Linked DNA regions of Homo sapiens: all the other regions are linked to region 1. Evidence: chromatin contacts called from ENCODE Hi-C or POLR2A ChIA-PET data. All regions are on one chromosome and are shown on one strand. Each heading gives the region's core, a stretch centred on a gene start or an enhancer-like site at or near the end of the contact. The rest is flanking DNA. Distances are from core to core; before and after follow the strand shown.

Region 1 (4,497 bases), core at 468-2,967:
ATCAAGGTCTTTAAATAATTGCCGAAGCATTTTAAGTGCTCCATGTAAAGCATCCTCATGTTGTTCAATGAGACCATGCACTGGTCCACAAAGAACTATAGAGTGTGGTATAAATGCACATGTGCTTATCAAGCCTAGATGAACATATCTTTTGGATCTAAGGATAAGAGGTTTACAAAATTTCACCAAAGCAGTGTTAGGTATTTCACACTGCGAAAAGGCCTGTGGTGGTACAAATGGAGAAAGACCAATGATCCTCCGGATAAGAGAAACTTCTTCTGATGATAAACACTCAACCACTGATATGCCATTCACCCCTGCATAATAACTAACTAAATCTGGTTGTTTCACACTAGATATGAGCAATTTTACATTCTGACTATGTAGATGTTTCATTATTGCTTTTGTCTTTTCCATAATCCAAAATTGAGATGTCTGAAACTGTGCTTCTGAATTTAGAATAAACTCTGATCCAGAAGTGGAAAAAAGAGGCTGAATGGTTTCTGTTACTATCACCATTCGCATGTCACCATCTGCTGGGCGGTACACAGAAAAATCTTTCTGAAGCACAAGACCAGCTATGATCCTGGAATCTGAAACAGGAAGGCCAGTGACACCAACATTCAACTCTACAAAATGGTCATCCACTAACTCAAATACACCAATCCCACTTTTACAAGTCATACACTTGAAAAAGTAGTCACACATCAACTGTGAAATAAATTTATGATTATTTCTTCCCACTCTTCCACAAAAGTATGCTTCTAAGAGCAACTCTAAAGAGCTCCTACACAATGTTCTCTCTTTAGCAGACGAAAAGATAGACAAAAAGTGTCTACTTAGGTACTGGTCCATAATACCGTCTAATATTTGTGTCTGAAACGTTAGGAGAGCCTGGGAAATAAATTTCCACCGAGAACAATTTTTCCAATGCCTTCCATGGGTTTGAATGTTTTCACACATCAAAGGATCCTTTTCTCTGTCTGTGATTGCATGAAGTCCTCTAAGCAAATGGCAAAGAAAGATAATAAATGTTTTTGCACCATCTCCTGTTTTTTTGAGATGACTGGAAACACAGTCCACTATCATCCTGTACAAAAAAGAAATAAAGCAACTCATTTTCAGAAGGCTGGCTTCCCACATCTTAAAACCATGTTTACACAGCCATAAGCATAAAATGAGAATATTGTTCCTTGGATACATCCTTAGTTTTTTCCTTTCTTGGAAAAAACTCTGCTCTATTCCAAGATTCCACCGTTGGGTGGAGTGGGGAGAAGTGGTCTTGAGAATTGGTAAGATTTGGGGTGCAGGAGTGTTCCCTTGGGCAGGGCTCTAATTCCGAGCATACAGCGGTTTCACCCGAGGTCAGTCTTTCTAAGTACGCATCGCCTCAGGATGGGACAAGAGCTCCACAGAGGCTGCCTGGGGTGCCCGGCTACGGGTTAGCGTGTGGGACGCGGGTACCTGGCTATGGGATGCTCTAAGTGTAGCGCCTCCAGGAGGCGGCCTCCATTCCGGCTGAGAAGCACCTCGCCAGTGGGCTTCGTACACAAAACTTGCCGTCCCTCGGGCCCCACGCAGCAGCTCACGATGGCTTCCAGCACCTCGGCCACCTGCAACGCCGCCTTCACAGACCCTGCAGCGGCCATAGAACTTAACATATCTGGGCCGCTTCCCCTTTTTGACCAGCTTGCAGAACACCCGGGCCGACCGAAAACAGGGGTGGGAACGGCCGGAAACGGAATAGGCGGGGAGAAAACCCGGAAGCCAGGAGTCGAAGCCGGGGTAGCACGGCTTCTTGGTTGGGCGAGAGGGCTGCCCTTCTGTCCGCCTGGTGGAAAAGCCCTGCAGCTTTGCCAGGTGGGGTGAGCTGGCCCGTTGTACGCGAAGGCAGAAAAAACAGACTAGGATTTCCAGCAGCTGTGCCTGGAGCGGCAACCCTAAGCCCCTCCCCGGCTCCCTAGGTGAATTCATCTCCCTCCAGTGGCGTCCGCTGCCCCCAAATCCCTTAGTCTCCCGAGAAACTTTCTTCCTAAGTCAACACGGTAGTGGGGCCTGCGTGAAGGAGAGGGCACCCCGGTTGGAACTCTGCTGGCTTTCATCCCCTGCCAGAAGCTGCTTTTTCCGGGGCAAAACCTCTGCCTTGGATTCACGCATGTTCCTGTCCACATTCCCCACGAGTTGCTCTCCTTACCATAACGGAAATAATTTGTAGATGCAGGACAGGTGAGGAGAGCCTGGCCACAGCCATGAATTGCAGGCTTTATGTCTGCTGCAGAGGCTTTACCACATTTCCTAGACTCAGGTATCACAATAAAACTCTAGACACCACAAATATATTAAGCAGAAATGATGCGAAGTCTCTATTTTTTGAGATGGACTCCCGCTCTGTCGCCCAGGCTGGAGTGCAGTGGCGCAATCTCGGCTGACTGCAACCTCCGCCTCCCGGGCTCAAGCGATTCCCGTGCCTCAGCCTCTCAAGTAGCTGGGATTACAGGCATACGCCACTGTGCCCCGCCAATATTTGTATTTTTAGTAGAGATGGGGATGTCACCATGTTGACCAGGCTGGTCTCGAACTCATGACCTGAATGATCCACCTGCCACGGCCTTTCAGAGTGTTGGGATTACAGGCATGAGCCGCTGTGCAGATTTAAATCCATTAATCACGTCGGTGATCAACAGTATGCTTTAAAACACATGGCCAAGGATTATTGTATATAACCCAAAGACAGAAAATACTGTCTCTTATAACATTTTTTTTGTTTTTTAAGAGATGAAGTTTCACTCTGCCGCCCAGGCTGGAGTGCAGTGGCGAGATCATAGCTTACTGCAGCTCCGCATTCCTGAGCTCGTGATCCTCCTGTCTTAGCCTTCAAGTCGCTTTGTGCCTCACTACGCCTGGTTATTTTCTCTTTTAGTAGAGACAGGGTCTCCCTGTGTTGCCCAGGCTGATCTTGAATTCCTGGCCTCAAGTGATCCTCCCAACTTGGCCTTCCAAAGTTTTAGGATTACAGGCATGAGCCACCTTGCCTGGCCTAAAACACAGGCACTTGAGAGCATGGGCTTTGGATTCAGACCTGGATTTGCTCTGTCATTTCCTTACCTGTGGCATTCACCAAGTAACCTCTTTGATCTCTGCTTTTCTCATCTTTAAAAACAATGGGCCTGCCGCAGTGGCTCATGGCTGTAATTCCAGGACTTTGGGAGGCCGAGGTGGGAGATCACAGGAGGCCGAGAGTTCAAGACCAGCATGGCCAACATAGCAAAATCCCGTCTCTACTAAAAATACAAAAATTAGCTGGGCATGGTGGTGCATGCTTGTAATCCCAGCTACTCTGGAGGCTGAGGTATGAGAATAATTTGAACTCGGGAAGGGAGGTTGCAGTGAGCCAAGATTGCACCACTGCACTCCAGCCTGGGCGACAGAGCGAGACCTTGTCTCAAAACAAAACAATCCCCGCCAAAAAAACCAGTGGAGATAACATATACAAAATAAAAATCTCAAGAGGTTTTGAGTAGGTGGAGAATGTTCACTAAACACTTTGCATAGTGCCTGGCATAGTTAGCACTCAACAGATATTTATATTACACCTGTTAGAGGAAAAGGGTCCCAATCCAGACCCCAAGAGAGGGTTCTTGGATCTCATGCAAGAAAGAATTCAGGACGAGTCCATAAAGTGAAAGCAAGTTTATTAAGAAAGAGGAATAAAAGAATGGTTACTCCATAGGCAAAGCAGCCCCAAGGGCTGCTGGTTGCCGATTTTTATGGTTATTTCTTGATGATATGCTAAACAAGGAGTGGATTATTTATGCCTCCCCTCTTTAGGCCATATAGGGTAACTTCCTGACATTGCCATGGCATTTGTAAACTGTCTTTGGTGCTGGTGGGAGTATAGCAGTGAGGACAACCAGAGGTCACTCTCGTGGCCATCTTGGTTTTGGTGGGTTTTGGCTGGCTTCTTTACTGCAACCTGTTTTATCAGCAAGGTCTTTATGACCTGTATCTTGTGCCAACCTCCTATCTCATCCTGTGACTTAGAATGCCTTAATCATCTGGGAATGCAGCCTAGATCTTAGCCTCATTTTACCCAGCTCCTATTCAAGATGGAGTTGCTCTGGTTCAGATGCCTCTGACGCACCCACCAAATTACTGGAGTTGCTCTGGTTCAGATGCCTCTGACGCACCCACCAAATTACTGTGGTAGGTCACCACTCTCCTGGTTTATTATTCCCACAAGTGATATTTTGTGAGATGCAGAAGATTCAACTAGCATAATGGCACAACATACATCATCTAGAGTCGAAGCATGCCAGTATTAGCAAGAAAATGATCTTGTAGATGTTTCACGAGGTTGGACAATGAGGGGCCGTTTTCCTTAATCCTTATTGCTATGAACAAGATAGGAGGAACCGGCAGGCCCTCCCATCTTTTTCTCCCCAATTAATAAAACCAAACCAAATGACAGCCAGAAGCAACTGGACCCTGAGCAGAGAG
Region 2 (4,464 bases), core at 1,838-4,337, 390 kb before region 1:
ATTATTTTTTTTGAAATGCTTTGATTCACAGTTGGTTGAATCCACAGATGCAGAATCCGCAGATAGAGGTGGCTGACTGTCCTTTTATGAATTAATTGCTCATATGCCTTGTAAGTGTTCTGTATATAGTAAAGATATTAAACCTTTACATATATATACTTTGTAAAAAATGAACTTCTATAATTTACATACTATGCCCAATAGTTTTTGTCTGCCTTGCCGTATATGTCATTTAAATTATTCCTTTCTTCCCTCCTTGGCTGCATTTATGACTTTCCTAATAATATTTCTAAAAGACCACTATCATCTTGAAAGAGTACAGTACATAACCCATGACGCAGGGGAGAAACGGGTACAGCAGGCAACTCTGTTCAATTTGTATGGAAAAATGTCTTGCATTTTTTCACTTTTTTGACTTGAAATAATATTTTACATCATGATTCAATGTACCTCATGTAAGTATATATGTAAATATACATAGGTAAAGCATGTTAAGTAAATGTACATATCACATATAAGTATACAGGTATAAAATAAATAAAAGTTTTCTAAAACAGTACTATCATGTTTAAAAAAAAGTTTACATACTGTACTTTCTGTTGTCTTAGGATAGATGCATGAGAAGAAAGGATACTTTATAAGGTAAGAACTCAAAAGAGGCAGGTTTCAGTATGTTGTCCAGGCTGCAAGGCAGTCGCTCTTCACAGGTGTGATGCCAATACCGATCAGTGTGGGAGTTTTGCACTGCTCTGTTTCCAACCTCTGCCACTTCACCCCTCCTTAGGCAACCTGGTTGTCTCCTGCTTCTGGGAGGTCACTACATTGATGCTGAACTTAGTGCAGACACTCAATTGGCATCATGCACTACAGCCAAGAACTCCTGGACTCAAGCGATCCTCCCACTTCAGCCTCCTGAATAGCTGGGACTATAGATGCATGCTATCATGCCTGGTAGTACTATCCTTAATACCTGCCTTGTACACAGATATTTTTCCTTTTTTCGTAGGCTAGTTGATATCAAATTAAGTTGAGTTCATGAGCCATTAATAATACCCAACCCACAGTTGGAGAAACACCATAATAATTGAAGATGCTCTGGATCCAGGAAAGAAATATAAGTATAAGCATCCTTATGTTTTCAGAGTTTAATTAATTAAAAGAAGAGTTTCTGGAATTGGGCTGCTTAGTTCAAAATCTGGTTTATGAACCATGGGAACTTGGGCAGAGTTCTTCATCTCGCTGCCTGGTTTATTTAACTTTCAAACAGGGACAATATTAATTCCTACCTTATAGAAAAGTCATGAGAGTTAAATGAGATGGTATGTGTACAATACTTAAGAAGCATGTGAAAAGCATTCAAAAATGCTATGAGATACAAGTATTCCCATCTTTATGTTTTTGGAGTCTAATTAATTAACAGAAATCTGTATTATGTTACCTGAAATATGTATTATACATGTATCATCTCATTTAAACTCTCATGAATTTTCTATAAGGTAGGGATTAATACTGTCCCCATTTGACAGTTAAAGAAACTAGGCAGAGAGGTGAAGAAACCTGCCCAAGTTCCCATGGTTCATAAACCAGATTTTGAATTAAGCAGCCCAATTCCAGAAACTCTTCTTTTCAACTCCTCTGACCTTCCACTTGCTCTGCTGCAGCCCAATATGAGTCCAGGGGCACTAACCCCTAAGTGAGGAAGAAAACTGATTGCAAAATTTAGCACCAAAGCTATAGAAAGTTTTGAGGTTTCAATAAACCGTAAGGCAGTGGGACAGGAAAGAGATTAGAAAGCAGAGAGTGAGGGTGAATGAGGGTCCGCCATCAGAGTAGCCATAGGCTGTTTGCAAAGAACCTGTTCTTTTCTAAATCTTTCTGTTCCTGCCGAAGGAGGAGTAGGTAGAAGAAACATGAAGCTCAAATAAAACAAGTGCAGGAGGAATATTAGGTCATCGGGCCTGGTTTATCTGTCAGCATTAGGCAGATATCTGTAATGAAATTCCACTATAAACATATACATGCAGGCATTTGTCTATCTTATTTTTTAGATGCAAATCTGTATTGGAATGTATAAACAAGGGTGGGAGGGAAAGGGAGCTGAAGCCATTTTTTTGAGGCTAGGAACTGTAACAAAGGCTATCCCCAGGCAAAATTTAGCCTTTATGATGTTAATTGAGGCATACCTTCCTGCAGTCCAGGTTTTAGCAGAGTCCAGAGCCTTAAAGGAGAGTCTGCCAGAATTTGGGCTTTTATAGTCACTCACTCCAACCCTCTTTTTCTTTTCTTTAATGGCTTACTATTTGTGTTTAAGTTGAAAACTTAGCTTCTTCTACTGGAAGAAGATGATGGGTTTGGTTTTCTAATAAAAAGACTACTATCAAAGTGGCAGGAAGTCTTGTTCACGCAAGTCTTTAAAAACTGCTGCAGTAATTCAGGCCAGCATTTAGTAACATCACAACCAGGAAGTCCTTTTTTAGATCTAATCTACATCCATCTTGCTGCAATTTATAAATAAATGTTGGCTTCCCACCCCAGCCCTAGAGTGCTGAATGCCCAAGGAAAATTTAAAACAGTGACTGAGTGCATACCAAACAGAGCCATCAGCAGAGTTCATTCATTTGCATACAACACATTGTGATCCTCGGATAAAAGATGCTACATTTGTACAAAGCCTTGCTAATGTTTTTTACAAATTAGTCCCATAATTAAACCCCTGCAAATAGTAATTGCAAATACTTACTTCATTACTAAATAATTCCTATTCAGAAAAGAAAAATCCAGCTCATTTACTTATTTTATTGTTGGACAGATATATACAATAGATCTTTATCTGAAGACATAGGGCATTGAGCTCTTGCTGAGATAAATTAGGAACAATGCTGAGATAAATTAGGAACAATGCTTTCAAATCCTGTGCACCAGAAAAAAAAAATGTGCTTCAGCTTTGCAGGTGTTGGCTGGAGGTGGGAGTTTCATGGTTGCATATTAACTCTCTGACCTCCCCTCGATAGCCAGGTGACAGCTGCAGTGAGGTTTCTTTGAAGTGTGACATTCCTTCGGCACTTCAAAGGACCCAGGCCTCTGAGGCAGGTATGTTTGCTGGCCACACCTGGTACCTGCCAACCCCACTGTAGCAGCTGGTGGACAGGAAGCTCCTAGGAACTAGCCCAGGGTCTCTCTAATGAAGTACATCTGACTGATACTGTTCCAAAGTGGGAGAGAAAGGCCCTCACATCAGTGAAGAGCTTCAAGCTCTGTCGTTTTCTAAGGAAACAATGTCTCCTCCACCCAGGTCAGCACTTCATAGCCCGGAAAGCAGCAAGTATGGAATTTTGACTAGAAAGTGCCCTTTGTGAAAATCAAACTTTATTCACACAGGCAAGAGGTCTGAGCAGATTGCTAAAGAGAGACTTAGTTAAAAGTGAAATGTGAGCAGAATGCTAAGGCTGAAAACTATTGCTGGGAAAGGTAAATGTGAAAACACCCTAATAATTGAATCCAACATGCCAAAGGGAGCACTTTGAGGTCAGACCTAGAATAGGAAAATAACCCTGGCCTCGATCCAAGTTGGTTAAAAAGCACTTAGCACATACGATATACTCCACACCATTGCCAATCCCCCAAAACAACCACCTTTTGGTGCTTCTTCTGAGTAACAAGTTTTTGGGTTTTGTTTTGTTTTGTTTTGTTTTTTGAGATGCAGTCTTGTTCTGTCACCCAGGCTGGAGTGCAGTGGTATGATCTTGGCTCACTGCAACCTCTGCCTCCCAGGTTCAAGCGATTCTCCTGCCTCAGCCTCCCCAGACACTGGGACTACAGGTGCCCGCCACCACACCCAGCTAATTTTTGTATTTTTAGTAGAGTTGGGGTTTCACCATATTGGCCAGGCTGGTTTTGAACTCCTAAACTGGTGATTCACTCGCCTCAGCCTCCCAAAGTGCTGGGATTACAAGTGTGAGCCACCGCAACTGGCCCTGAGTAACAAGTCTTACTGAGTCCCTACAGTACATGACCTGGTGTCAGGAAGGTAAATAAAACGCAGTGCTTCTCATTTACCATCTGGTTGAGACTTTCAGCTGTAGACCTCCCTGTCAGGCATTTAGCCTCTAAAAACAGATGCCCTCAGGTCCAAATCAGAGCCCTTCCATTTGCTGTGAGTCCTTGGGCAAATGGACTTAATTTTTTTTTGTCTCAGTTCCACCCTCAGAGAATAGCAATGAGGATTAGAGAGAATGCATGTACAATGACTAGGACAGTGTCTGGAGCTCAACAACAGGTCAACAAATATGAGCTAATACTCTTACAGCTATTACAGGGAAGAAGATGATAAGGTGGGATGTGGCCTTGGAAAAACCACTGTCCCACCCAGCTTATGGATCACATTGACTGTCAATGAACTGTATCTGCACTCATAACTCACTTGTTTCTGGAGGAAGATAGGTCTTACACTAGCTGTTTATGTTC
Region 3 (4,709 bases), core at 96-2,595, 410 kb before region 1:
GATGATGGGAGATTAACACTTTCATAGCACCATCAGTTCCTATTTTCCTACAACCACATTCATTGCTATTTACCTATTTTTATCAGCCATTTTTGACCCTTCAGACCCAGAAAAGATTGGCAACTAAAATAAGCTATGCAAAAGAAAAATCCAAAGAATACTTTTTCCTCCTAAATTAGCAGACCCAACATATCTAAATATTAAACACCACCTAAAAACAAGGCAGTATTCAATAAAAATCTCTGCATTTCTTCCCACACTATCTACCCAGCAGGATGATACAAAAAATTATAAAGAAATAGAGTCCAAAATACAACGCTTGCATAAGTTTTAAAAGCATTGCTTGATATGCAAAGATACTAAAAAACAAAAGAAAAAATGTGCTATATTAAATGACAAGCAAAAACTTGATCGCTGTATGTTAATTATGTGTTATTCCAAAGAAATACAGGAAGAAAGGCTATAGCTGAAAGATCAAGAGTTGGCAGAATTGTTTATTGCTAAATTCTCTGTGAAGCAGCCTTATAAATGAGCCTTTCAGTAAATTCATTAACTAGCTGGTCTCAGTCTTAAACTGTCTGGCAAGGAATTGTGCTTATTGGCTAATAAGGCTAGCAACACCCTAAATGTGTTTGCTCATATACATTAATTCACTCAAAAAGTAATTAACGGGTCTAAAAGACTCAGTTCTGGGAGTCCTACTGACGTATGTGGTATAGCCATCCCATATTTTCCATGTTAACAAACTCTTTTCCATTGCATCTGGCTGAAGGCATCGCCTATCCTGGTGTTTATGACTCATGTAGTAGGGCCAAGACTGTTGCTCAAACAAGTTCTGATGGTTGAAACATTAGCCAGCAAGCCCCTTGGCCTCCCAGAAGCTCTAAGATGTCTTACTGTACCTCTTTCTCTGAATATCCTAAAATGCTGCTAACACTCGTCCCCCTGAACTATTATTGCTTTAACTGTATTTAAGGATGTTGCCTACAATTAGCTTTGAATATAGCAGTTTAGAGAGCAATATAAAAATGGTGTAAATGGTCAGTGAATGCATGAATGATCAATACATCAGAAAAGTGAAAAAAAAAAAAACTGGAACTGGTTAAAAGTTTTCAAAATAATTATTTCATAGGAACATTAATGAATACTTCATCTGGTCTCATGAAAAAGGAGTCAAGATCAAACAAAAGGAGTGTCTAATTATTAAACAACTATTTTTCTATGTTAGTGGAAACAAATCAAACTCTCAAACAATATGAAAACTATTTGTATACCTTTGGGAATATATATAAAAAAAATATGTGATGGATTCAGCTATGAAACAATGCTTTGTCTAACTGCCTGGTTACATGGTGCCTGAATAGAGGGTGAGGATGAGGAAAGAGATGACAAATCCACAGGAAATGATGAAAGAAATTCAGCCCAGGATTTGAAAATTACAATAAGTAATCTGCAATGCAGATAATCTACATAAAGAGTAAAGACAAATCACTGAAAACAGGCTGCATGCGGTGGCTCAAGCCTGTAATCCCAGCATTTTGGGAGGCCGAGGGGGGCAGATCACCTGAGGTCAGGAGTGCAAGACCAGCTTGGCCAACATGGAGTAACCCCATCTCTATTAAAATACAAAAATTAGCCGAGCATGATGATGGGTGCCTGTAATCCCAGCTACTCAGGAGGCTGAGACAGGAGAATCACTTGAACCCAGGAGATGGTAGCTGCAGTGAGCCGAGATCACACCACTGCACTCCAGCCTGGGGGGCTGAGCAAGACTCCATCTCAAAAAAAAAAAAAAAAAAAAAAAAAAAGAAAAGAAATTACTGAAAACAGCTAACTTCAAATTCAGCAAACTAAGTCAGATTCCGCTATGGCAAAGAGTTTGCCAAAAGTTATACTTTTGACCACAGTATTAGAATAGGAAGGAAGTAATACTGAAGACAAAATTCACTAAAATATTTTGGTTTCAGTTGGAACAAAAACATTCTCCTTTAAGGAACTGGTATTGTGGAGACTTGATGATATTCTAGGAAATGAAATGAGATAATGTTTTCGAAATAGCCCCACGATAATGTCAATGAGTAATTTCAGTTCTTATCACCATATGATGTGGTTAGTGAGCAGTACTGATACGGAGGGGAAAAAAAAGGTGTCAGAATGTTAAAAAAAAAAAAAAAAAAAAAAAGCCTCCCTCTCTCAGGAAAACAGCAATCAACAGCTACTGCTGCTGGACAAAAACCTAACACTTCTCAGTCATGGGGGAAAAATGTCTGAAAATGAGTTTCACTGTTTCTCAGCAAATGTTGGCTTAAATATCTTGGCTGTGCCCATCAGAATACCTATGCCCAGCTTCATAATCATAAAGAAAACAGGATTCCAGGTCATTTGTGCTACAAGAGACTCAAAAGGTCATTTGGCCCATGTCCAAATTGACACTAACTTTTCTCTATTACACAGCACACAAACTGCAGAGTCAGATCTATGGAACCAGGTCTTTCTCCTCTTCCTTGATCTATTTCTCTTCTTCTTTTAAAAATAACATAGATTGGCCAGGCATGGTGGCTCATGCCTGTAATCCCAGCACTTTGGGAGGCCAAGGCAGGTGGATCGCCTGAGGTCAGAAGTTCGACCCCAGTCTGGCCAACATAGTGAAACCCCATCTCTACTAAAAATACAAAAATTAGCGAGGCATGGTGGTGCATGCCTGTAATCCCAGCTACCGGGGGGCTGAGGCAGGAGTATTGCTTGAACCTGGGAGGAGGAGGTTGCAGTGAGCCGAGATCGTGCCACTGCACTCCAGCCTGCGCAATAGAGTGAGACTCTGTCTCAAATAAAAAAAAAATTAAAATAAAATAAAAATAACATAGATCAGGGTAGAAATATTGCTGAAGCTCAGTTGCAAATCTACGAAAGTACAAAAAGCTACCCACCTTGGTTCCATTTTCTCACCTCCCATTTACTTCTCACATAGTGTAACTGTCTCTGGGACACTTTTTATCCCTGCCTATTTCAGAGGTTTCAAATTTTCTTCAATGGTTCCTCTTGCCCCCAGGCCAGAGGTAGGGGCTCCCTTGGCTCAGCTTCTATAGCAACCTCCTCATACCTGTGTCACAGACAGTATTTATTATCTTGTTATTGTTGTTGCTTTAGAGACAGTCTCCGTTGCCCAGGCTGGGGTGCAGTGGTGTGATCATAGCTCACTGCTGACTCTAACTTCTGAGCTCAATTGATGCTTCTGCCTCAGCCTTCCCAGTAGTTGGGACTACAGGCATGCACCACTGCACCCAGCTAATTCTTTTATTTTTTGTAGAGATGGGGTCTCACTATGTTGCCCAGGCTGGTCTCGATCTCCTGGCCTCAAGCAATCCACTCGCCTCTGCCCCCCAAAGCTCTGGGATTATAGACATGAGCCAACACACCTGGCCTACTTTGTTTTTTAACCATCCTGTAATCTTCCTATCTCTTACCACACTCACAACACTGTGACTTCTTGGAAACAGTGATTTTGTCTTATTTATCTTTGTGAATGCCATTACACCCAGCCCATAGTGAAGATCAATAACTGTTTACTGAATAAATAAATAAATGTTACAAACTTTTGATCCTCTGAATGCTGGGAAAAAGGAGACAGCCAAAGTAACATGATGACACAGGATAATATATCTAGGCTATCTAAATATTTTTCAAGCAACAAAAGATCCCAATTTGGTGCTACACAATTTTTGCAATTAAAAAAAATCATGAAAGAAACTGCTAACTCTCAGACAGCAAATTATGCCCATTGCTTAAAATTCAATTAGCCTCTGCCTTTCCTCTTACTAGCCTCTCTGCCCCAAATGCCCCCTCTACAATTTATTCCCTGCCACCCATGTTCAAGGCTCAGCTCCTACATCAGTCCTCCACAGGACTTTCCTTGACCCCTTTGCAGATCCCAGTGTCCTTTATCATACCCTCCTCTGAGGTCTCACAGCATTTTATCTCTACCTCTCTTATTTGCCTCTTTACTGCTTGCATTTTACTTATTAGATATTTTATCTCCCCTGCCTCACTGAGCAACTTAAGAGAAGGGTTTCTATATACTCTGAAGATGCCTAACATAGCACCTTGCCCAAGGCAGAGCCTTAGTAAACAGTTTTCCAATTGCTAAAACAGGAAGTTCAGATTCCTTTCTTAAAGGCAGTAAGACACAAACAAATCATCATCTGCAAAATGAAGAGGAAGTCCTTTCCAGCTGGGACATTCCATGACCTGGGGAGCCAGGTCTGAACACTGGCCAGGACCACAGATACATCAATAGGTAAAGGACAGAGTAAAGCAGTGAGCATGGCCTATCATGAGAGATGTTTCGAGGCAGATAGATAAGGAGAGCACCTAACTTGGACCGGGGATTAGAGAGGAATTTCTAGTAGAGGTGACCCCCCTTTGACCTTAGCTAGAAGGTTGAGTTAAACAAAGGAAAGGAAGAACATTCTAATTGGAGCAGGCAGCATGGGCACAGGCTTAAGAAAATAGACCCTTTTCGGAAATGCAAGGAGTTGGGTTGTAGGAAAGGAGATGGGGAATGGCTGAAGAAGATGAAGAGGTAAGACTTCCCCAAGTAAAAAGAGCTTTATATATTCGCTCCCACACTTCTTTGTTTCACTGGAGGAATGGAAAGCTATTGGAGGGTTTCTTGCAGCATGGTAACCTGATTGCTCGGGGAGTAGTGTGGG

The links. Hi-C counts contacts between places; a loop is a spot of excess contacts on that map. ChIA-PET counts read pairs that join two places held with the same protein, here RNA polymerase II (POLR2A). Pooled maps may share reads with other maps.
Region 2: a pooled map shows a loop between it and region 1 (2.3-fold over the local background). The contact joins the enhancer-like site here to the promoter of BBS10 in region 1. A Hi-C loop is called at or near these places in 2 of 37 single-sample maps with no recorded cell type and 11 of 50 pooled maps.
Region 3: a loop to region 1 is called in a map of heart left ventricle, with 4 times the contacts of the local background. The contact joins the enhancer-like site here to the promoter of BBS10 in region 1. A Hi-C loop is called at or near these places in 1 of 168 maps with a recorded cell type or tissue (heart left ventricle), 12 of 37 single-sample maps with no recorded cell type and 12 of 50 pooled maps. POLR2A ChIA-PET finds 5 or more read pairs at or near these places in 2 of 52 experiments (Caco-2 and activated T-cell).

Annotation. Positions count from the first base shown.
Region 1 is chr12:76,346,698-76,351,194 of GRCh38, forward strand. BBS10 (Bardet-Biedl syndrome 10) reads right to left here and starts at 1,718. Exons shown (of 2, transcript NM_024685.4): 1 at 1,465-1,718; 2 at 1-1,090. The coding sequence starts at 1,661. RefSeq lists enhancers at 1,024-1,973, 1,974-2,923, 2,070-2,119.
Region 2 is chr12:75,957,178-75,961,641 of GRCh38, forward strand. It overlaps the pseudogene RN7SL734P. Among named protein-coding and RNA genes, the nearest start is that of PHLDA1-AS1, 71 kb to the right of the region's middle. RefSeq lists an enhancer at 305-1,250. Within about 2 kb of position 3,088, at least 6 of the 41 ENCODE cell types and tissues checked have a DNase peak (open chromatin) inside an H3K27ac peak, as active enhancers do.
Region 3 is chr12:75,932,551-75,937,259 of GRCh38, forward strand. No RefSeq gene overlaps it. Among named protein-coding and RNA genes, the nearest start is that of PHLDA1-AS1, 96 kb to the right of the region's middle. Within about 2 kb of position 1,346, at least 5 of the 41 ENCODE cell types and tissues checked have a DNase peak (open chromatin) inside an H3K27ac peak, as active enhancers do.